Linked DNA regions of Homo sapiens: region 2 is linked to region 1. The links are chromatin loops, found by intact Hi-C in ENCODE. Cell type or tissue: mammary epithelial cell. All regions are shown on one strand. Each heading gives the region's core, and the rest is flanking DNA. Links, peaks and the distances in the headings are about the cores only. Region 1 overlaps DDX31 (DEAD-box helicase 31). Region 2 overlaps CFAP77 (cilia and flagella associated protein 77).

The links. A loop is a pair of places that touch in the nucleus more often than their neighbours do. Peaks named below come from ENCODE experiments on the same cell type or tissue, not always from the same donor. Only the 100,000 strongest peaks of a DNase experiment are listed, where the experiment ranks them.
Region 2: a loop joins it to region 1, with 24 times the contacts of the local background. A loop is called at or near these places in 6 of 110 quality-filtered maps.

The regions. Positions count from the first base shown.
Region 1 is chr9:132,646,156-132,657,574 of GRCh38, forward strand. It overlaps DDX31 (DEAD-box helicase 31), which reads right to left. Exons shown (of 20, transcript NM_022779.9): 7 at 6,293-6,337; 8 at 4,920-4,961; 9 at 4,079-4,143; 10 at 2,277-2,396; 11 at 2,034-2,140; 12 at 668-903. Among named protein-coding and RNA genes, the nearest start is that of DDX31, 18 kb to the right of the region's middle. In mammary epithelial cell, for the core only: a CTCF peak has its summit at 5,219 (motif pointing left); a DNase peak (open chromatin) is centred at 5,306; H3K27ac peaks cover 924 bases.
Region 2 is chr9:132,502,121-132,513,539 of GRCh38, forward strand. All of the region lies in intron 3 of CFAP77 (cilia and flagella associated protein 77), which reads left to right. Among named protein-coding and RNA genes, the nearest start is that of BARHL1, 75 kb to the right of the region's middle. RefSeq lists enhancers at 7,768-8,307, 8,308-8,845. In mammary epithelial cell, for the core only: a CTCF peak has its summit at 5,711 (motif pointing right); no DNase peak of the experiment used is centred there.

The DNA of each region.
Region 1 (11,419 bases), core at 2,103-10,102:
ATGCTGACCCCCATTTGGAAATAAAGGTGACTATCTTTGAATTATTTAAAAAAACAAAAACAAAAACAGTGATACTCCACTCTACAAAGAATGCAGGAGAGGAAAACGACACAGCTATCATTTCAAACAGGTTTCCCTTATCTGACAAAAATAAACACACCTGGGAGCACAGCTGTGTGGGAGCTCCGTTCCCTTTATTCGCCCAGGGCTTGCCACATGCAACACTACCTGGCTGAGACCCTACATATGCAGAAAACCTTCACCCTTAAGCCCTTCCACTTACTATTTTCTCACATCTCAGAGTCAGCGCAGAAATCTAGTAAATAAATACACAAATGCCAAGACTCTTGGAGAAACATGAGCACAAGCCCCTACGTCTGCCTCACATCCAGCTGTTCCCGCCACCTGTGATGTTCCTAATATCAGTCCCAGGAAAGGTATCGAGAACATTTCAAGCTGAACATCATGGCTATCATTGACCTCTGAGTTTTTACCATAATCCTAAAACCTGACTGAAAGGATGTATATCAAAGTCTGCATCCGGAATGCAGACATAAGTTGGAAAACCTCTGATTTTTGGTGTCTCAACTCATTGCTCCCAATGGCTTAACACAAGAAAGCAGGCCTTTCTTCCCTGAATCAAGTCGGCTCTAGCCCACAGTCCCACCTTGCATTTCTGAAGGATGAAGGCCGCTAGGCAGACAAGCCTCAGTTTGCTGGGAACCACAGTCACATGCTGCTTGAGACTCTCTGGTATTGCAAAGCTGTCCAGCTTGTCGCCAGCTGGTGGAGGACAGACCTCCTGGACCGCTTTGTCCTTTGGGTTCAACTGGTCATGGCTCTTGTCCAGGACAGAAATACTGACTGGATCATGCAAACTGATATCAGCTAGCCGCGTTACACCTTGGATAAAAGTAAGAAGGGCAAAGCAGACAACAAACACACCATGAAACTGGTCACAAAAGCGTACCCCCATACAGCACCCACCCATGTATGTTAGGACTACGTATGTTACCCCATGGGTATCACCAAGTCCCAGCACTGATCCGCCCTAGTGCCAACGTGTGTGTTGCAGGGAGATCTACCAACGTATCTTTCCATAGCCATTCTATAAACACTCACCTATGGAACAGCGTCCAAAAGATAGCAACAGATACTGCGCCCACCCCCACCTCCCAAAAGGGTTCTTTGGTCAAGTAAGTTATGGCAAATCTTGGATTTCAAAGGTTTCACAAAAGCGTTTTTGCTATAAGCAGCCCTCTCAGGGCCTTTATTGTGTTAATGTGCCCTGAGAATATCCAAGGGAGGGATGTGGGGCATTTCTCAAACTTTCTTGACCACAGAATCCCTTCTTCGTGAATCATCCCTCAAAAATTAGAACATAGGGAACTGTGAGGGACCACATGCATGGCATCTGGTACATGCACATCATAATGTGGCCTAGTAAATCAAGGAAACCAGACAGAAAAACGTGAAAGCTGCACTGCTGGTCAATGACTCACTGTGTGGGGTGGATCTGGTAGAGTGATACAACTTTTCCAAGCCTTCGTGTTCCCAGTGATAAAAAAGAGAGCTAAGAATTTCCATCTCACATGGATGGAAGACAGAGAAGCGCTTCATTGATATATTTTTTAAGTTTAATAGCTCTATAGGAGGAAGAGTGATTACATTAAAAATGCACTCAGATAAGAGGTCATCATCTTCAGTGCAAGGGCCCTGCTCTCCATGGGTTGCAAGTGCACAAAAACCTCATGAAACCACCAAGCCAATAGCAGCCAGTCTTTTCTCGTCCTCATCCCTGCCCTTTCTCCCTTTCCCCATGCCCTGGGGAACATATCTGTCTTGGATGACTTGCAGAGGGAAGTTGGGAGTGTAGAACATAGAGTTTGAAAAGGCAGTCTTCTAAGGACAGCTCTCTCCCTGCCCCCACCTCCCTGAGGTTGAGAATCACTGCAGCAAACAACCCAGGTTAAATCTAGGTCCTTCCTCTTCATTAAGAACAAAGAAGGACCCATCACTTCTTTTCAACTCACCTTCTGTGAGTGTCGCTGATAGCAAGACATTCTGTCGTTTTTGGCATTCAGCATTTACAGCATTAAGTATCACTGTGATGTCCTTTTCAAAACCCAAATCCAAGATTCTGTGATTGTAAAAAAAAAAAGAAATTTTCAACTATATGAAGAGCAGATGTGGTCTAAGGGGCTACAGAAGTTGCAACAAGGAGAGGAGAAACAGCCCTTCTCTTCTACCTGTTATCATCCTGGGACGAGGCTCACCTGTCTGCTTCATCAAACACCAACCACCGCAGCCGACTAAAATGAATGTTCTTTGTGGATTTTATATGATCCACCAGGCGTCCAGGAGTTGAGATAAGGATATTTATTCCTTTGCGGAGTCTGTTTAAAATTATATATCATAAAAGAAAGTAAATCAAACAGGGCCACGCCAGTAGAAAACACAGGAAAAAGGCAAAATAGACAGACTCATTTCATGTACAGTGCAAACGTGCCATAGCCTGAAATCATGACAAAACATAAAAACTGGGTAGAAAGCTGTACTTGAGTCTTTCCCTGTACTGTGAAATGCAATTGTTAAGATCTGAAATTACATTAAAATCATAAAACTTTAACTTTGAAAGGGATCATAACTACATAATCCAATGCTCTTTATCTGACTCATAAATCCTCTCTAGAACCTTCCAAAGAGATTGTAGTCTAGCCTGTTCTCGAAGGTTTCTGTGCCAGAGAATCTAGTATCTGAGCAAGTGATTCCATGCCAATGTGCTCCAATTGCTAGGACACTTTTTTCTTATGCTAAGCCCTTTATGTAACTTCCATTCAACGGGGCTCAGCTTTGTCCCATGGGTTATATACAATAAATCTAATTTCTCATTCCCCAGACAACCATTTTCCTGTCAGTCCACCGTAATAAAAGCTTCCAATTTTTAGCACATTTTTTTTTTCTTTGTAGAGACGGGGGTCTCACTATGTTGCCTAGGCTGGTCTCAAACTCCTGGTCTTAAGTCATCCTCCTGCCTTGGCCTCCCTAAGTGCTAGGATTACAGGCATGAGCCACTGCACCCAGCCTAGCTGGATATATTTTCAAGCTTCCCTTGCAGTTAAGTATAGTCATGTTTGTTTTAGCAATGGGATAAAAGGTAAAGGGAACACGCCAATCACACAAGCACCTTCAGAGGGAGCAGGTATGAGCATCTCTGTACCCGCTGGCAAGAAATTAGATGCAATGGTTGGAGTGCCTGCAACTATCTAAGACTATGAGGTAATCTTAAAAATGGAATCCTCCCATAGTGGCACAAAAAGACAGAAAGAGCTTGGTCCCCGACACTGGAGCACCAGGCCAGCCTTGGACTGGCTCTGTCAGATTTCTTAAATGTGAAAGAAAAATAAAACTTGTATATTGTTTGTGCCACTGTTATTTGTTATTATTGTTGTTATTCACAGCTGAGTCTAATCCTAACCAATGCTTTGAGGTTTCAGGTTTCATATTTACTCCTCAGTTATAGACTACATGCATCATTATTGAGTACTGATTATTAAGCTATAATACAATAAAAATGTTTTCAAAAGAATGAAGACAATTTGAGATTTACTTGTTGCAACGATTTTCAACTGACACCCATTACAAATCCTAATAAAGGAACAAACATATTCGGTTGTAAAAAGCAAGTTACAAAGCATTATATAAGTGAATGATCTTGTTTTTGTAAAAGCAAACAACAAAACCCCAAACTCTTAATGTCCACAAAAATGAGTGGCATGCAGGTGGATGTATACTAAACCAGGGATGCTATAGAGCATTGGGTAGGTGGGAGTTAAGAAGTTGACAGCACTGTTACTAGCAACATCAGAAGGAAACCTGTTTGTAGGTTTAATATTTTAAAAAACAGCACCGTCTAGAGGTGACCGCTCCCCACTGACTCAATCTGTCCCTGTGCACCGGGACTAGGAAGCAGAGCCTGAGACAAAGCTCTCAGCAGGTTTAGAAGGACCCAGCCTTACTGAATAGGAAGGCAGGACACATTCAAGAAGGAAACAACAACCAACAAACCTCTTCCTACCTGGCCTTTTCTGATTTTCTCTTCTCTCCTCCCATTAACACTCCAGGCACAATCCAGGTGAAAGGCTACAGAAAGACAGCAGACCACAGTCAGTGCAAAGCCCCCTTTACTAACATCAGACATTGATTCCAAATTCCCTTTCCTTAAACAAGGCATGGGAGAAAACTGGTGCTTCTCATTGTATAAGGTGTTATTGTGCAGACACAATTCCTAGGCATTGCTACACCCATGTTCACTATCAGCAGTAACTTGAATTATAGGTATATAACTAGCTTCTACCACAGTGAGAGAGAAATGTGAGCTTCTTAAATCATTCAAGTAGCTTGCCTTTCTTTTCCCACAGAGCCTGAACTGAAAACACATGTCAGTAAGTCTACTGCCATTTTTGGGGTTAAGATAAAAACCCAAGCAACACCCTTCCCTACTCTCCACCCCTAATAAAAGAAAGGATGGATCAATTCATGATCCAATTTGGTGAGCTGGCTGGCTTTGATTCTGAAGCCTTCACTCTCCTTTCTTAAACAAATCCTACTTGCAGCTAAGTTGCTTTCTACTGGATCACCATCAGGCTGTACCTGTGAATTTCTGTATGTGGCTTGCTAGTGACTATGATGAACAAATTGCAGGACTTTATGCACCAGGAGTCACTGATAATTCAGCTAAGCTAGAAATTGGTAGGTTTAGATCAGTAAAAACCTATAAACTGCCTAGAGAGAGCAGAGATATCCAGGCAAAAGGAAATAATTCTTATCTCTTTGAAAATAAAGAATAGACTGTAGTATATTAAATCCTTCCTCAAAGTCAGCAAGCAAGATGAAATGGAACTCATGGTTTGCCTTACCTTAAGCAGTTTCTGGACAGTGTCAAAGCTTTGTAGAGCTAGCTGTAAAAATTTTAAAAGTTATAGATGATGAACAGGATCCCCCTTTTTTTTTTTTTAAAGACAATTTAATGTGATTAGGATCCAAACTTGGACCTCAAGTTAAGATTTAAGAAGAAAAAAAATCCTATACACAGAATCTAATATACCTTGTTCTTAGACTGGTTCTGCAACCTGTCAGTTTGGGCAAAGAGGGTAAAGACAACACTTCTATTTCTTGGACATACACAAAAATAGTGTTTTGTGCTCCCTCTGCTGGCTCAAATTCCCAGAGTGCCACACAGAGAAGTTCAAGTCTGTGGTGCACAAAAACGTAAGAGAATGAAACAAAGTAACCTGAATTTGACTCTCCTTAGAAAGAGAAAGAATATAATATGTACGCAGAGTAAACCACAATAGTGACGCAACAGGGTAGCCTCTGGGAACTTCGCTCTCAAGGAGCGATGACTGTATTCTACAACTGTGCCAGGATATCTGAAGCCTGGGAGATGGTCGCTCCTCAAGTTTATATCAATAAAACAAAAGCAAACCAACAGCTCCATTTGAGAACAAAGCAAGTGAAAATTAAAGTAGGCTACAACCATTAACAACCTTCAAAAATGCCTCATACAGAATCCCGTTCTTAAAGAACGTATATACAGTTTCCACATATTTAGTATTCATGAAGCATCCTCGAGAAGTAGCAAGTTTGCTGCTGTAAAAATTTTAATAGCTTCTGTGCCTGCTCCTTCATTGGACTGAGCTGAGATAGGGGACTGCAGGCTATATGAAAAGCTGACTTCAAATCATCTCTGTGATCAATTCTCTGTAAGGAAGTGATTAGCATTTGATATAGAAACCACATACCCTAATCTGAAGTTGCCTCTGTAGGCAAATAAAATAGATCAGATAGAAGAGATTTCCACCAAGAAAGAAAAAAATATTGAAAAGTTTAACTTTTAGGAACAAGTAACATTTTTGGTAGCAGTAGCTTCTTAAAAAAAATAAAGGTTCATTTTCAGAGCCAACTGCTTTTGGTTTTGAATAAAGTTGCTAAAAAATTGCATTTCTGTAGGTTTTTTTTTAGCAACTTAATTCAAAACCCAATTAAACAGACATTTAATAGTATCATTAGTTTCTAGACAATAGGAAAATACTTTTCCATACTTATGATTCTCAGAGACTACTTGAATTTTTCTCCTTGACAAGAACCAGAAGGATGGTTTCCAGGCAAATGGAACTGGTGTGCAGTGGCTTGTGCAGTAGGGAGAAACATGGTAAAACCACTTTTAAATTCAACGGGACATTAGTGAAAGCATGTGCTTAAAACTTGTCCCAAAAGGGAGCCTGCTTACCTCTCTCGTTGGCACGAGCACCAGGGCATAGGGGCCATCACTGCGCTGTTGACACACAGAAAAAAAATGCCATGAGCAGGATAAACAAAGGCAGACTCCAAACGGACAGGACACAGGGGTGGCCGGTTGTAGAACATCAGAAGCACTCTTAATGAAGAAAGGGACAAAATAAGGTTGCCCACTGATGTGGTCTGGCTGTGCCCCCACCCAAATTTCGACTTGCATTGTATCTCCCAGAATTCCCACATGTTGTAGGAGGAAGGGCAGGGGGGCAGGAGTGAGGTGGTAATTGAATCAGGGGGGCCGGTTATTCTCGTGATAATGAATAAGTCTCACGAGATCTGATGGGTTTATCAGGGGTTTCTGCTTTTGCGTCTTCCTCATTCTCTCTTGCTGCTGCCATGTAAGAAATGTCTTTCGTCCTCTGCCATGATTATGAGACCTCCCCCAGCCATGTGGAACTGTAAGTCAAATTAAACCTCTTTGTCTTCCCAGTCTCGGGTATGTTTTTATCAGCAGTGTAAAAATGGACTAACACACCCACTAACCCCATTATTCTAGAATACTGTTCTAGAGGTCCTGGCCCATACAATCAGACAAGAAATATGATGTATAAAATTAGAAAATAGGAAACAAAATTATTGTTAGCAGATGTTATTTTATCTTACAAAAAAAAAAACCATAAGAGAACTAATGTAAAATCTATTACAAACAAGATAATTTTGTCAAGCAGCTGAATGCAAAATTAACATATAAAAATCAATAGCCAGGTGCAGTGGCTCACGCCTGTAATCCCAGCACTTTGGGAGGCCAAGACAGGCGGATCACTTGAGGTCAGGAGTTTGAGACCAGCCTGGCCAACATGGTGAAACCCCGTCTCTACTAAAAATACAAAAATTAGCTGGGCATGGTGGCGGGCGCCTGTAATCCCAGCTCTTCGGGAGGCTGAGGCAGGAGAATCACTTGAACCCAGGAGGTGGAGGTTGCAGTGGGCTGAGATCGCACCATTGTGCTCCAGCCTGGGCAACAAGTGAAAAACTCAGTCTCAAAAAAAAAAAAAAAAAAAAAAAAAAAAAAAAAAAAAAAAATTTCAACAGCCTTCCAATATAAAAAGTTAATAGCAACAAAAAAGATAAAAGGAATATAAGCTTAGCAAAAAATATACAAAATCTATATGAAGAAAATTTAAAAACACCTCTGAGGGGCATAAAGTAAATTTTGAATAAATGGAAGGATACACCCTATTTCCAGATAAGAGGATGCAATAGTACATATAAGCTAATTCTCTCTAAATCACTCCATAAACGTAATGTGATGCTAATAAAAATGCCACAAATGTGTATATATAAAATAACATATATAACCAAACAACCTGATTTGAAAGTTCATATGGAAAAATAAATGTACAAAAATAACCAAGACATTTATGAAAAACATCAGATGTTAAAATAATTTAAAGCTACAGCAATTACAAATAATGATACTGGCACATGAATAGAGATTATAATAGCAAATAAAGTTGAGAATAGAATCAAATAGATAACAAAATTTAGAAAATAATATAAGGGCCATTTTATATCAGCAAGAAAAAGATGGTTTAATTCAAAAGTCCTGTGAGAAAAAAATAAAGTTAGGAAAACAAAGCTGGAATTGTCCTTTTAACAGATGACATAAAACTCAGAAACCTTAAAATAAAACACTGATACGTTTTATTACCTAAGAATTTTAAATTTCAGAATGGAAAAATAATACCTAAACAAAACCAAGAGTCAAATGATAACCTGGGGAGAAAATATGCCACACCTGAGAGAAAGAGCTAATTTCCTTAATTTATATATTTTAAAAAGCCCTGTAATTCAATCTTTAAAAAAAGACCAACTTGGCCAGGCACGGTGGCTCACGCCTGTAATCTCAGCACTTTGGGAGGCTGAGGTGGGTGGATTACTTGAGGTCAGGAGTTAGAGACCAGCCTGGCCAACATGGTGAAACCCTGTCTCTACAGAAATACAAAAAAAATTAGCCAGGCGTGGTGGTGCATGCCTGTAATCCCAGCTACTCAGGAGGCTGAGACAGGAGAATCTCTTGAACCCAGGAGGTGGAGGTTGCAGTGAGCCGAGATCGTGCCATCGCACTCCAGCCTGGGCGACAGAGCGAGACTTCATCTCAAACAAAACAAAACAAAACAAAACAAAATTCAAATAGAAAAATGAATAAAGGGCCGGATGTGGTGGCTCATGCCTGTAATCCCAGCACTATGGGAGGCCAAGGCGGGTGGATCACTTGAGGTCAGAAGTTCAAGTCCAGCTTGGCCAACATGGTGAAACCCCATCTCTACTAAAACTACAAAAATTAGGCGGGCGTGGTGGTAGGCATCTGTAATCCCAGCTGCTTGGGAGCCTGAGGCAGGAGAACTGCTTGAATCCGGGAGGTGGAGGTTTCAGTGAGCCGAGATTACGCCACTCCACTCCAACCAGGGCAACAGAGCGAGACTCTGTCTCAAAAAAAAAAAAAAAAAAAGAAGAAGAAGAAACATAAAGCAGCTGAGAGCATTGGAGGGCATGGGAAAACTGGACCTTCTACACCGCTGCTGGAGTGCACACTGGCATATTCCCTTTCAAGTTTAATGTTGGCATTATCTACTAAAATAAAAATGCACATTCCACTTACAGAAATTTCTCCTATAGACCATATGTGTGTGTAAAGAGGTTGTAGAATATTTTACAGACTGTAGAGTATTTAAGTGGCCTTGTTTGTAGCAAAATACTGAACATAATATAAATTCCACCAACCAATAAGAGAATGAGTCAGTAATTCACGGTACATACATACATACAATGAAATGCTAGGCAGTCATCAAAAAGAACAAGGTAGCCCAATATGGTGCTAATTAAGGAGCCCAAAACACATCAAAGAAACCAAAGCAAGGCACAGAACATCCTGCATAACAAAGCAACCACTCATGTATCAAACCAAGCAAAACAGAAAAACAAAAAACTTCACAAAATTGGTAAGAGGAATTACACATCCTCAAATTTGCTTGATATGCAGAGAATTTCCCCAGGAGGATATACAAGAGACTGGTAATAACCACCATGGCATCTTGAGAAGCAAACTGTGCCACTAAGGGAAAGTGGGAATAGATGACTTTACTTTTCGCTATATATATTTTTGGTACTCTTTGAAATTTTTAAAACATATATGGTACATTATATCTAAAAAGTATTAATAAAAAAAACAGAAGAAACCAAAGTAATCCGAAAAAGGCCCCTAAGCCAATGGTGCCTTGCACATTCAAAGTGCTCAAAGACACTGAATGAATGAACAAAACAACGTTACTGCCAAAGCTAAGCACAGAGTTAACAGCAAATTCAATTACAAGTATGGTTTTCGTGTTTTGCATAAGAAACATTTACCCAAAAGAAGAAAAGGATTTGGAATTCAAACCAGAGTTGTCTGTACTCAACATCGACTTTGTGAGACTACACTGAACGCAGGCTAGGAATGGTAAATATGCTAGTACAACAGCAGCAACGTGCCGCTGTGTGACGTTAGGAGATTCTGACATTTCAAAAGGTGTTACTACATAGAGAAGAAGAAAGAAAAATCAATTCCTCACAGGGCACAAGTAAGTGAGGGAGGATGGATATGATGTTAAAAAAAAAATCAGAGCCAAAATAACTGAAGAGTGTGAACACAGAAAAGCAGTCCGTTCTCACGCCATCACCAAAGTAATTTAAGGATCTGTTGGGTGCCTTAAATTTGCTGTGCCCTCCAGATAAGCTTTTTACAGGTCAAATCATTTTACAATGAACTCCAAGGGACTATATTATTACTTGAAATAAGTGAATTAAATTGAGGCTTGGAAAACTGTGTTTCTACAGAATATTCCAGTCTTTAATAGAATGACCGACCTGTTCGTGATTTTTTAAAATATTGCAGCAAGTAAAATATGACATATAACCAATCAAATCACTGCCCCTCCAACTAGCCACATGACCACGTTGCTGACGATGGCTAAAGCATGATGTCACCATGCACTGCCCGTCGGGTCTCAACACTGCACATGCATTAGCTCAACCCTGATCCCAGCCCTTGGAGACAGGCACTGACCGCTACCATCCCTGTGCCACAGCAAAGGCACTGAGGCACAGAGGATGAACAATTTGCCTCAAGTTACCCTCAGACCCAGGATTGAGCACAGCTGCCCACCACACCATTCCCCTGATATGTATGTCATCAAATCTCTCTCATCCTCCAGTCATGGATCTATGAAATTAGAGTTAGGCTAGAACTGTATAAGCCATTCCAGCTCAAATAGTCCAAACTCTTCAACTGGTATAAAGAAAAACCTCTCCACTGGCAAGATGCTCTCCTGGAGTACGTAAGTGGATGAGACTTTACTACATGATTGTAGTAATTTACATTTATTTTTCTCTATGTGCCAGGGACAATGCTAAGCACTTTACACAAATTCTCTCACCGTAAAGCACTTAATAGGGGGAAAAAAATCAGTTACCTTTAGGAAGTAAAATTCCTCACTCAGAGAAAACCAATGTTAACAGTTTGCTAAGAATTATTCCAGCCTTTTTATGCATGCATACACAACTATTACTTATGAAACTGGGGTCACACTATACACATCATTTTGTAACCTGCCCTTTTTCAAGTAACAAAGCAAGAATATTTGCTCAAGTTCACAAATAGTAATTGAAAAAGTATCATTTTTTAATGGCTATACTTGGTTCCATCTCTGGATGATTTTGTAGGGTTTAACTGATTTTTAAAAATTCTGAACCTATTCATTTTGAATGAATTCAGGCTTATAATTTCAGACTTACAAAATTTTGCATAAAAAAATACAAGGAATTTCCACACACCCTTCTCTCAGCTTCTCCATATGTATTATCAACACTTTCATCCACTCATTTTAGCATCTATGATAACTCACGCCTGAAACAATACTACTGTGGCATTTGCCAAATGGTGACTTTCTATTTCTATCATTTGTATATTTATTTATTAGAGTTCTACATAAAGAAGAATTCTACCTTCTCCCTCATTTATTTATTCAATAATTTATTTGTATCAGTTTGAACTCACGGATATTTTGTTTTAGTTTATAGACTG
Region 2 (11,419 bases), core at 1,479-9,478, 140 kb before region 1:
TCAGCCCATCTGCGTGGCAGCATCCTGCCCGGCCCTCATTTGAGGCCACTGACATTCCATCCCTAGCTTATCTTTCCAATCTCCCCTCTTGCTTCTCCTGGACTAGGTGCCTTCCTTTGACTGTGCCATCATATATATATATATATTTTTTTTTTTTGGGGGAGGGGGGTGGTAGTTCCTTCTTTATTTTTTATTTTTTCTAATTTTTTATTGTGGTAAAATATACAGAAGATTTATCATCTGAACCATTTTTAAGTATACAATTCAGTGGGAATCATTACATTCACGTCGTTGTGTGACCGTCACCACCATCCATCTCAAGAACTTTTTCATCATCCCAAACCGAAACTCTTTCCCTATTAAACACAAACGCCCCAGCCCCTGGCACCCACCATTCTACTTTCTGTTCCTATGAATTTGACTACTCTAGAGATCTCATATGCACGGAATCATACAATGTTTGGCTTTTTGTGTCTGGCTTATTTCATTTATGTAATACCCTCGTGGTTCATCCATGTTATAGCACGCATGTGAATTTCATTCCTTTTCAGGGCTGAGCAATGTTCCCTGTCACTCATTCATCCGCTGATGTGCATTTAAGTTGTCTCCACCTTCTGGCTATTGTGAATAATGTTGCTGTGGACGTGGACGGACACGTGTCTGTTCCAGTCTTGCTTTCAGTTCTTTTGGGTGTAGACCCCGTAGTGGGATTGCGGGATCAGGTGGTAATCGTGTTTTAAGTTTTTGGGGACCCGCCACACTGCTGTCCACAGCATGTGCCGTGTATGCTTTTGTATACTTTTCCCACCATCCTACTCATGGGAAAGAACCCTGAGGATTGAGTAGGTGGGAAAACCTACTCATTCTTCAAAGTTCAGCTCAGCATCGCCTCTTTGGTAAGTTTTCCCACCTCTCGTGGCCTCAAATACCAGGCACATCTCTCCCCAGAAATGCATTTCTATTCACCAGCCCTGAAACCAGGAAGGTGACACTAGAGACACCTTGGAAAGTCACTTCGGGGCTGGATTAATGAACTCCTGTACATCGTCCTCCCTGTACCTTTGAAATCATCCCCCAAGTGGGTCCCCCAAGGCATCCCCTGTGACTTTTGCTGCTGATCCAGCTCCTCTTCTCAGCTCCCAACACATGTGCCCTCCCTTGCCCTGTTCTCGCAGGCTGCCTGGGGCAGAGAGGAGCCCCTGTTCCTGGTCCGTGCTGTGCACTAGGTCACTAGATCAGTCCATGCTGGTGACCAAGTGTCACAAAGACAGTGTGGTGGCAGGAGAGGGGCCCTGGGTCGGGAGTTGGCCTGGGATGCTAGTTCCAGCTTTGTCCCCAGCTCTCCACGTCACATTCCCCCCAGGGCTTCTGTTTCCCCATCTGTAGATAGGGGGCTGCACTAGTGACACATATACTAATCACAGCACTCTGTGATTCTCAGGCTATGTTTTGCCTCCTCAGCTTGGGTCTAAACCTTCACGCCAATTTATTTTCATGGTTATGAAAACCTTGTGCCAGAGGTGGGCAGGATTACTATCCAACTGAGGCAGGCAGAGGTTAACTGACCTCCCCAAGTTCACACAACCTCTTCATGGCAGGGCTTGGCCTGGATTCTCAACCCTTAGTATGTTTATATTTAAAAATAGAGCCGGGTGCAGTGGCTCACGCCTGTAATCCCAGCAGTTTGGGAGGCTGAGGTGAGTGGATCATCTGAGGTCAGGAGTTCGAGACCAGCCTGGCCAATATGGTGAAACCTCGTCTCCACTAAAAATACAAAAATGAGTCGGGCGTGGTGGCATGCATCTGTAATCAGTAGGCTGAGGCATGAGAATTGCTTGAACCTGGGCGGTGGAGGTTGCAGCGAACCAAGATCGCACCACTGCACTGCAGTCTGGGTGACAGAGTGAGACTCCATCTCAAAGAAAAGAAAAGAAAAGATTAGAACACAAAGGACACTTGTGATCACCTGGTTCAAAGCCCTTACTTAAAACAGGAGAAAATAGAAAGAAGTTAAGAGAGGTGAAGTGAGCTTCCCAAGGTTGCACAGCAATTTGTTAACTGAGCCAGTTCTGGAGTCCAGTTGTCAGGCTCCCCATCCAGTGCTCCTCACTCTGTGTCCTACTTCCTTGGAACCGATGTGCAGCCGGAACACCCACAGCTTCTCATCCTAGTGCCGGGGTTTTCCACGGCATCACTGAAGTCAGCTGGGCTCAGAAAGGACAAGCATTATCATCCAGCTTTCAATATAGAATCTTAAATTGCTGTAAAACCAAGTGGCCACAATTCCAGGGAAAGGACGTGATGAAGTGCTGGCTGTATCTTCTGTGATGGTAAATGGGCTTTGCATATGCAAATTGAATGGATTTTAAAATGGTATTTAATGACAATTTTCGTAGCAGACATTAACATTAATTGCACAAAAATGAAAATGCTGCATTAGGTTGCTGTTAGCAGCAAATATCGTGGCCATAAAGCTTTATCTTTATCAACAGCAGCCCTTCCTGATGTGACGGGCAGCTCCGCAAATTGCAGGCAAAAGGGCTTTTATGGAGCAGAAATATCCCCCAAAGCAGGCCCAAATCAGCATCAATTTCACTTTATTTCTTCGTAAATGGAGGTTAAATGGCTTCTGGAAAAGCTTTTACTGAGATGCCCAACCTGCGTGGAAAGCCTCCACCCACCTTGCAGCATAAGTGCGGAGGAAACGGTGACAAAATCATTGCCCCGCTCCCTAATGGGGCTATTACTTTAAAGTTATGGGGCCAAGGCCCATTTTCTAATGATCACCTTTTACAAGCCTCAACTGCATTTCTTTCTTTACTTTAAAAGCATGTTAAAACACCAAATCCGATTACACCCGACAGAGGAGGTGTTGGGGAGGTTTGGTCCAATAAATAAATAAACAAAACAAAACAAAAACAAAATGAGTGTTATTTACTCACAATTACAGACGTGTTAAAAAAATAAAGTCCCACCTCAGACTGAATCCACTAACGCTCCCTCTAAGCTAGGATGCTAATGAGCAGAGGGGTTGTGACTGCCACCCTGTGAGCTACGATTCTGACCACAGCCAGCCCCCCAACCCCCATCCATGTCTAGATTTGCAGTGGGCAAATGAATTGTGGTGAGGGGTGCACCCCCTCTTCTCCACACGTCTCTGAATCTGCCCATTCAGCCTCAATACCAGATGGGATGCAAAGCCGAATTTAGATTATTCAATTACTTCCTTCCCAGTTATCCTATTTGGTTCCCAATCCACACCGATTTGCTGCAGGTTGTCACTAAATCGGAAGGGTGCATTTCAATCCCAAAGCCTCTGTGGCTTGCAGGAAGTGGAGACCTGAGGAGTTATCTGGAAAATGGGGGTTGTGTAGACATGGGGGCAGACTGGGGGCCGTGTAGACATAGGGTCAGTCCTGGGGCTGTGGCTAAATCAATCCACAGAGGAGTTTGGCTGGTACAGTAATTAAAGGAAAAAAAAAGGTTGAGTTGCCACATTTTTAAAAAGTCAGGAGATTTCATATAAATACCTGAATTTTCCATTTCCCTTGAACAAACAGAAGCCTGGGCAAGTGGATCTGCGCTCTGCCTGGCTCCTGGGGCTGGGGCTGAGGGGCAGCATCCCTTTGGACAGAATCCATGGACTGTTTATCCCAGTCCTCACCCAGACTGGCTTCTCTCATTTTTGTTACCTGCCTAGTCCAGGTAGGCACGGAGTTTGGAACCCCTGGTGTAGACGGATTGTCTCGATCCCTCAGCTAACGGCAGCCTCTTTGTGTCCTCTGATAACAGTATGAGCCACCGCTAACAAAAGCTGCTCTGCATCGATCTTAAACGTGGCAGGCATTTTGCACACATAATTGCTAACCCTTATGTCCTTCCTATGAGACAGGTATCATTCTGCACACTTCACAGGCCAGGAAAGGGAGGGCAAGGGCCCTCCCCGAGGCGTTACGGTGCAGAGCCCGGATTTCTATCCAGTCTGGCAGCTGGCTTTGAAGACCACACCTCTAGGATCAGGCAGCTGGAAAGAGCCCCGGCATTCTCTCGCTGCTGTTTCACTGTCAAATCCCAGAATTCAAGTCAGGGAAGAATTTTAAATTCTCATTACCAGCGTGTAAGGCCCTAACACAGATCTCAAAGCATGCTGCCACCCAAGGTCCGGAAACAGATATGTCTGGAGGCCAGATATGTAACTATTAAAGACACACTTAATTATTGATGCACTTTAATAAGTGTTTGCAAATGTTCGCATGCCCTCGGCACATCTTAATTGTTACTGCTCCTAATTGGCCCGGCACTGTCGATTATGATGAGTCAGGGATGGCGGGGAGGGGAGGAGCAGGGAGGGCCCGGCAGCAGCTGGCGCTCCTGGTGGACTCTGGGCACCCTGGGCTCTGCCGCTGTTCTGCTTGGGAGCCTGGGCCACAGTCAAGACACAGATGCCAGCAGGAACATCCATCACTCAGTCAACCAGCAAGCAGCCCCTTGCGCATCAGTGTCTCACATGGGCCAGATGGAAGGTGGGAAGACCCTACTTTGCACTAACAATGGCAACTATGTGTTATTATTACTACCTCAGGTCAGACACTGCCGAGGTCCTCAGGAGCATCCTCATTAACTAACTCTGAATAGCTCAGTGAGTACAAAGTTAGCTCAAGTGAGTACAAGGTTGGAATGCTTCTATCCCCGTTTTACAGAAGAAGAGACAGAGGGTCTGAGAGGTCAAGTCATTTGGCTTCTGTGCAGTGCGAGGAGGATTAGTGTGGCCTGAATGCCTATGACAGTGACCAAGGGTCTGATCTGCCTCCCTAACACAGGGGTAGAGGTGACACGGGCAGGGACTCTGCTCATGTTTTTCCAGCACTAGAAGGGGGATGAGACAGGATTCTGTGTAAGGCCATCCTGTCTGGATTTTTCTTAAGGCTTTAGAACTTAATCTGAACAGACCCAAAGAACCTGCTGAGCTTCTCCTTTCTGGGTCACTTCCTTCCCTTTCACATTCAGCGGCAACCACTTCCTGATAAACTCAAACTTCTTGTCAGGGCATCCAGAACTTTCACCACGCTGGATGCTCCAGGCCTGCTTTTCTCACGCCAGGATCTGTGGTGCTGACCACAGTGCCTTTGCGGAGGAGGCCTTCGTGGAGTTGCTGAATGAGTGCATGAACAAATGGCCACATTGGGGTCCAGATATAAAGCCAGTTGCCACGTGCAACCTGAGTAGCATCCTTAGATCAGCACTAATTAGCCTGGTCTACACCCCCAATCCTGGTGCAGAAAGCCTTCAGACCATGGAAACATAAGAAACATCAGATAAGCGGGAAATGCTGCTGGCCCAGCCTTCTGTCTGCAGCCGCTGCTGGTCCTGCTATCAGATGCATCATCAGCCTGACGCTGACAAATGTGAAGGATGCAGGAAATTTTACAGGCTGTTAAAAAAATGTTTGCTGCCTGACAGGTTTTTTTGAATCTCTCTGCCAAGCTGATATATTTTACAAATTTACAGTGGGCCCATCAATCACTCTGGGTGATTTTGTTTCTCCTGGATCCGATGGCCAAAAAAATCCAAGCCACCCACCCAAGCTCCTATAAAATAATAATAAGCCCTTTCCCCAGCAGCCATCCCAGAGATCCGAGGCAGTTTCTGAAGGGCGAGACCACGTCTGCATTTATTGGTGTCCTGAAACCCGGCTGAATGAAACCTGGTCTGACCACAAGGGGGAGCATGTGGATCTCGCAAAGATCCCCGGGCCTCAGAGAGGGCCTGAAATGTACATTGCCCCCTGCAAAGCCAAGTTTCTCCTGTCCCCCGCATAATCTGCTCCCTGGCACTGACTGCGACTGTCGTTAATACTCCTCTGCTGTATGTCAGGTCCCAGAGCGCAGGGAGAATGTCAGTTTCATCCATCGCTGCATCTTCAGCGTCCAACACAATGCCTGGCACATAGTGAGCACTCGAATATAGTCTGGGGCCCTTTAAGACTTTGAGACAGTTATCAGAAGCAAAGAGAGAGTCCATCTGAGACCCAGAGAGGGGACGTTAAAGCCAGAGATGACACTTCATAGACTCCGCTGTGATCCCCGCCCCCCGCGCCGCCGACTGATGTCATGAGTCTGCAGTGCAGTGATGCTGCCTCAGAGAATGAATGTGTTCCTCAGCCATGTTAATAGAGGTAGCAAGTTCAGAACAAAGGAGGTGACCTCCTTGCTCTTTTCAGCTGCTCAGGCCATACTTGTAGTATCAAGCTCAAGAATGCAGGACATCATACATTCAAGGGAAGGTTCATAAACAGGAAATCGTCTAGAAGGGAGCCGTCAGGATGATGGGCGGGAGAGGGGGAGGGTGTCTACTGTGTACAAAGAACAGGAGAAGAGATGAGGTCCTCCTAGCTGGACGTGAAAAGATGCCGCAGAGACACAGCAGCTGTCTATAACCATCTGAAGCCCTGGGATTAGGACAGTGGGGGGGTTTTGCTCTCAGAGGCTTCAGAGAACAAAATGAGGACCAGAGTGTGTGTTGGAAGGGGGCAGTCCTCATAGCTGTGTGTGTTCAGAATGTGTGTTGGAAGGGGGCAGTCCTCACAGCTGACACTTTCTGGGCCCCCACTGAGTGACCGCTGCGTCCAACACTGAGCCCTGTACCTCATCTCATTAAATACAACTCTACCAAGTAGAGACTATCATCCCTATTCTACAGATGGGGAAACTGAGGCTCAGAGACAGTCACTTGCCCAAAGTCTCCTGGCTAGTTGGAGGCAGCACCAGGATTTGAGCCGAGTCTCCCTCCAGGGCGGCTGTTCATATCCACAGGCCGCATGCTTCCAGGAGGCAGAGCAAGGCCCTGGGCGAGGAAGTCATTTCTCATCCTGAGCTCCGTTCACGTTGGTGCCAGTGGCCTGGTGCGGAGGTGAGTCCTCAGCAGCGAGATGGCGGCTACGAACAACAGTTACAGCAATGAACGGCCAACGCTGATGAGCACCTACTGGGGCCTGGCTTTCCACAGAGCAAATGGATTAATCCTCACTGCAGCCCTGTGCAGCAGACGCCCGTCACCTCTATTTATCCATGAGAAAAGGGAGGCATGGTGAGGTTCTGTCCCTCAGCAAGAGGTCACAGGTGGCGAATGGAGGTGTGGGGACTCTGTCCAGGCAGCTTACACCAGGACCCTAGCCCTTAGCGGCCTGAACAGGTTCTTTTGGGAGGTGGAGGCACTGGCTGGCTGCCCAGCCCGGGCTACCTCTGCTGGGGCTTTGGGAGCCCCCTGAACTGAGTCCGACAGGGGTCCCCTGCTCCTCAAGGCCTGCCTGCTTCCATGGACCTGGATCTCCAAGGAGTTTTGTTAAAAGGGGCCCAGGCTGAGGGCCAGTCTTGCTCGGTGGCTCACACCTGTAATCCCGTCACTTTGGGAGGCCAAGGCAAGTAGATCACTTGAGGTCAGGAGTTCGAGACCAGCCTGGGCAACATGATGAAACCTCATCTCTACTAAAAATACAAAAATTAGCCAGGTGTGGTGGTGGGTGCCTGTAATCCCAGCTACTCGGGAGGCTGAGGCACGAGAATCACTTGAACCCGGGAGGTCGAGGTTGCAGTGAGTCAAGATTGCACCACTACACCCCAGCCTGGGCGACAGAGCAAAACTTTGTCTCAAACAACAAACAAAAAAGGTGGGGGACAGGCAGGGAGCCATAACTGGGAGAAGGTAGCAGCCTGGGGCCCCCATCTTTTCCCCCTTCCACTCCCAGGAAGCCCAGCCTCCCTGGGGCCCCAGACTGGCTGCTCCTGATCCACCCTTTCTCCCTCCCCAAACTCCTGCTGCTCCTTCCTCCTTCATGGGAGCTTTGTCTCCAGAGCCAGGACAGAGACATTTTTCATGCTTTGCCTTGTTTCCCTTTCGGCTCTCCTGTGGCCCGGACAGAGATTTATTCGCGGCCTGACACTCGCGGCATCCCAAGCAGGGAGGGCTCAGGGAGGCACTGATGGGCCCGTAATGGATGGGGCCGCCACTCCCCCAGGGCCTGGCCAGGCCCGAACCCCATCCATCAGGAGCAGCTCGGTGCCAAGGTCAACGCTAACGAGGCTGGCCCGGCTGGTTCCCCTCGGAGCCTCCCAGGTTGCATCGCACATGCTCTGCTCTGCCTTTGATTTTTCCAGAGCTGGGCCTCACCCGTGTCAGGGGAGGGGCACAGCGAAAGCCCTTCTGGGAGCCAACGCTGGAGTCCAGAGTCGGGAGTCCGGCTTGGTGCCTGGCCCGGCCGTGGGCCTCTTATCGCCTCTACAGCCTCCAGCTCACAACACAATCAGAGGGGCTGCTAGGGTGAGGTTGGTTTAGCTCTTTCCGGGACACGGAGGAGATGGTGCTGCTGTGAGCCAGCCGGCACCTCCCTGGCACTGCACGAAGAACCAGGCATCAAGCCCAACACATCAGCCCACATCCCACTGTGGCAAGGGACCCCGCAAGCAAAAGTAGTCACAGAATGAGCGCGTCATGCAGAGGAGCGGTGAGCCCAGCCAGGAGGAGCTGCAGGCAGGCCCTGATACATCCCGTCGGTGGCCAGATCATCTCATCGTGTGGAGGAACAGTGAGCTCACAGGACAGAGCTGCACGCTGGGCCCCATCAGTCCCGTCGGAGGCCAGATGGGAGTGGCTGTTCAAGCTAGAAACCGCTGGAGCCTTGCATTCGTTTTGATGAATAATAGTGCCAGTTTCCGGGGCTAGACACCATGCTGGGTGCCTCATACACATCAACTCAAGAGATCCCCAGACGGGCCCTAAGGTAGCAACTGACTCTCTTATCCCCATTTTATAGACAAGGAAACCAAGGCCCAGAGACACTTGTACACAGTCATGTGGTTGCAAAGGGGTCACGCTGGGATCTGATCTCAGAACCCACATTCGTTACCTCCGGCCTATGCTGAGAGTTCATTTAGTGCCCACCTGTGCTGGGCATTGTGGTGCTGGGTGTTTGGGATACAGAGAAAATAAAACACAAAACAAACCAATATGCAATCAGCAGGTATAACAGCAAGGCAGTGCATGCTGTTTCTAGTGGGCAGAGGACCCAGGAGAGAGGGCACAAGGGTACCTTCGGGTCTGCTGAGACTTGACTCTGACTCCCCCAAGCTAAACCTCCTTCAGTCCCCTGAACTCCCTCCCTCCCCACGTTTCTCTGGACTCACAGGTGCTTTTCCCTCTGCCAGGGATGCTCGTTCCCACCTTGCCTGGCGGAGGCCTCACCGTCCTTCAGACACTCCTGTGTCTCTTGCCTGGAGAGGCCACCCTGTGTGGCCACTGCCTGCAGACCTGAGCATCTCCCCCACCAGACTCAGTGGGGCGGGCCTGGTGTTGCCCACTCCTCCTTCCCCAGTGCCAAGCATGTGCCTGCCTGGAATGTTGTAGGTGCTCAGTAAACGCTTGTTGACTGACTGCGTGAGAGGGAACAGATTGCTCAAATGCAGTGCGTCCTGGATTTTGGGAACAGGCACTATTCTAGTGCCAAGAGCACATGAGACGGCCAACTCTTTCCCGGGCACGACTCTTGCAGGGCACTGAGCTTCAGCTACAGGAGCTGTTGAAAATCATCGTTTGTTAATTTCCTGGGGTTTCTGAAACAAATTACCACACGTTCAATGGCTTAAAATAACAAAAATGAAGCGGCCGCGCGGCGGCTCACGCCTGTCATCCCAGCACTGTGGGAGGCTGAGGCGGGCGGATCACGAGGTCAGGAGTTCGACACCAGCCTGACCAATATGGTGAAATCCCGTCTCTACCAAAGATACAAAAATTAGCTGGGTGTGGTGGCACACACCTGTCATCTCAGCTTCTTGGGAGGCTGAGGCAGGAGAATCACTTGAACCTGGGAGGCAGAGGTTGCAGTGAGCCAAGATCATGCCACTGCACTCCAGCCTGGGCAACAAAAGCAAAACTCTGTTTAAAAAAAAAAAAAGTAACAAAAATGGATCCTTTCCTAGCTCTGGAAGCCGGAAGTCTGAAATCAAGGTGTTGGCAGGGCCACGCTCCCTCTGCGGGCTCTAGGGGAGGGTCTCCGACCTCCTCCAGCTCCTGGTGGCCCCAGGTGTTCCTTGGCATCCCTTCAGCCACTGCTGCCTCAAACTTCACGTGGCTGTCTCTCCTGCATCTCTGTCTTCTCCTCTTCTGTCTCTTACAAAGATATTTATCATTGGGTTTAGGGCTCAGCCAAATATCCCCAGATGATCTTATCTCAAGATCTTTAATGTAATTACATCTGCAAAGACCTCTTTTCCAAATAAGGTCAAATTTACAGGCTGGAGGAGGGTTAGGATATGGACACATCTTTTGGTGGTGGAGGGGAGACCATTCAGCCCACTCTAATCATCGAAGCATCTTAACACAAATCAAGTCAGAGTGTCCTGCATTTTAGGTGTCGTTGGGTTTTGAGAAAACAATCTTTAGAATTATAATTTTACAATGGCTTCCCCTGGAGTCTTGCTACCTGTTGGCCCCTTATGTTTTTGTGAAAAATGCAGAAGGGGTTTGTAATCAGTCAAAAGATGATAGGTATAGGCCAGGCGTGGTGGCTTACACCTGTAATCCCAGCACTTTGGGAGGCCGAGGCGGGCAGATCACCTAAGGTCAGGAGTTTGAAACCAGCCTGGCCAACATGGCGAAACCTTGTCTCTACTAAAAATATAAAAATCAGCCAAGCGTGGTGGCAGGTGCCTGCAATCCCAGCTACTTGGGAGGCTGAGGCAGGAGAATCACTTGAACCTGGGAGGTGGAGGTTGCAGTGAGCTGAGATAGTGCCTCTGCACTCCAGCCTGGGTGACAAGGGTAAAACTCCATTTCAAATAAATAAATAGATAGAGATGATAGGTATAAATGCTTTTATGAGGAGCAGGTATTTTATTTTTTTAATTTAAAAAAAATTTTAATTTTTGTGGGCACATAGTGGGTGTATATGTTTATGGGGTACATGGGATGTTTCGATACTGGCATGTAATGCATAATAATCACATCGTGGAGAATGGGGTCTCCAGCTCCTCAAGCACACAATCCAATTCTACTCTTAGTTATTTTTAAATGTGCAATTAAGTTATTATTGACTCTAGTCAAGGGAGCAAAACATTTTAACCAATCCTTTCTTTTGTGTTTATTAGAAAACTTTCCAAACAAATAGAAAAGTTCAGAAGCAACATAACTAACTCCCGTGAACCCACTACCTGGATTTAGCACGCTAACCATCTGGCCGCTTTCGCTTCTGATCCTTTCCTTTAATATTGAAGAAATAAAACGTGTCAAACACAATCTGAGGCCCCTGTGCACACCTTCCTAGCCTCAGCCCCTCCCCGTCTTCCCTGAGGACCCTCCCGAGGTTGGAGCACGCATGCTTTCCACCCAGCGTGCCCAGTTTTGCTCTGTCGTTAGCGATCCATAAATC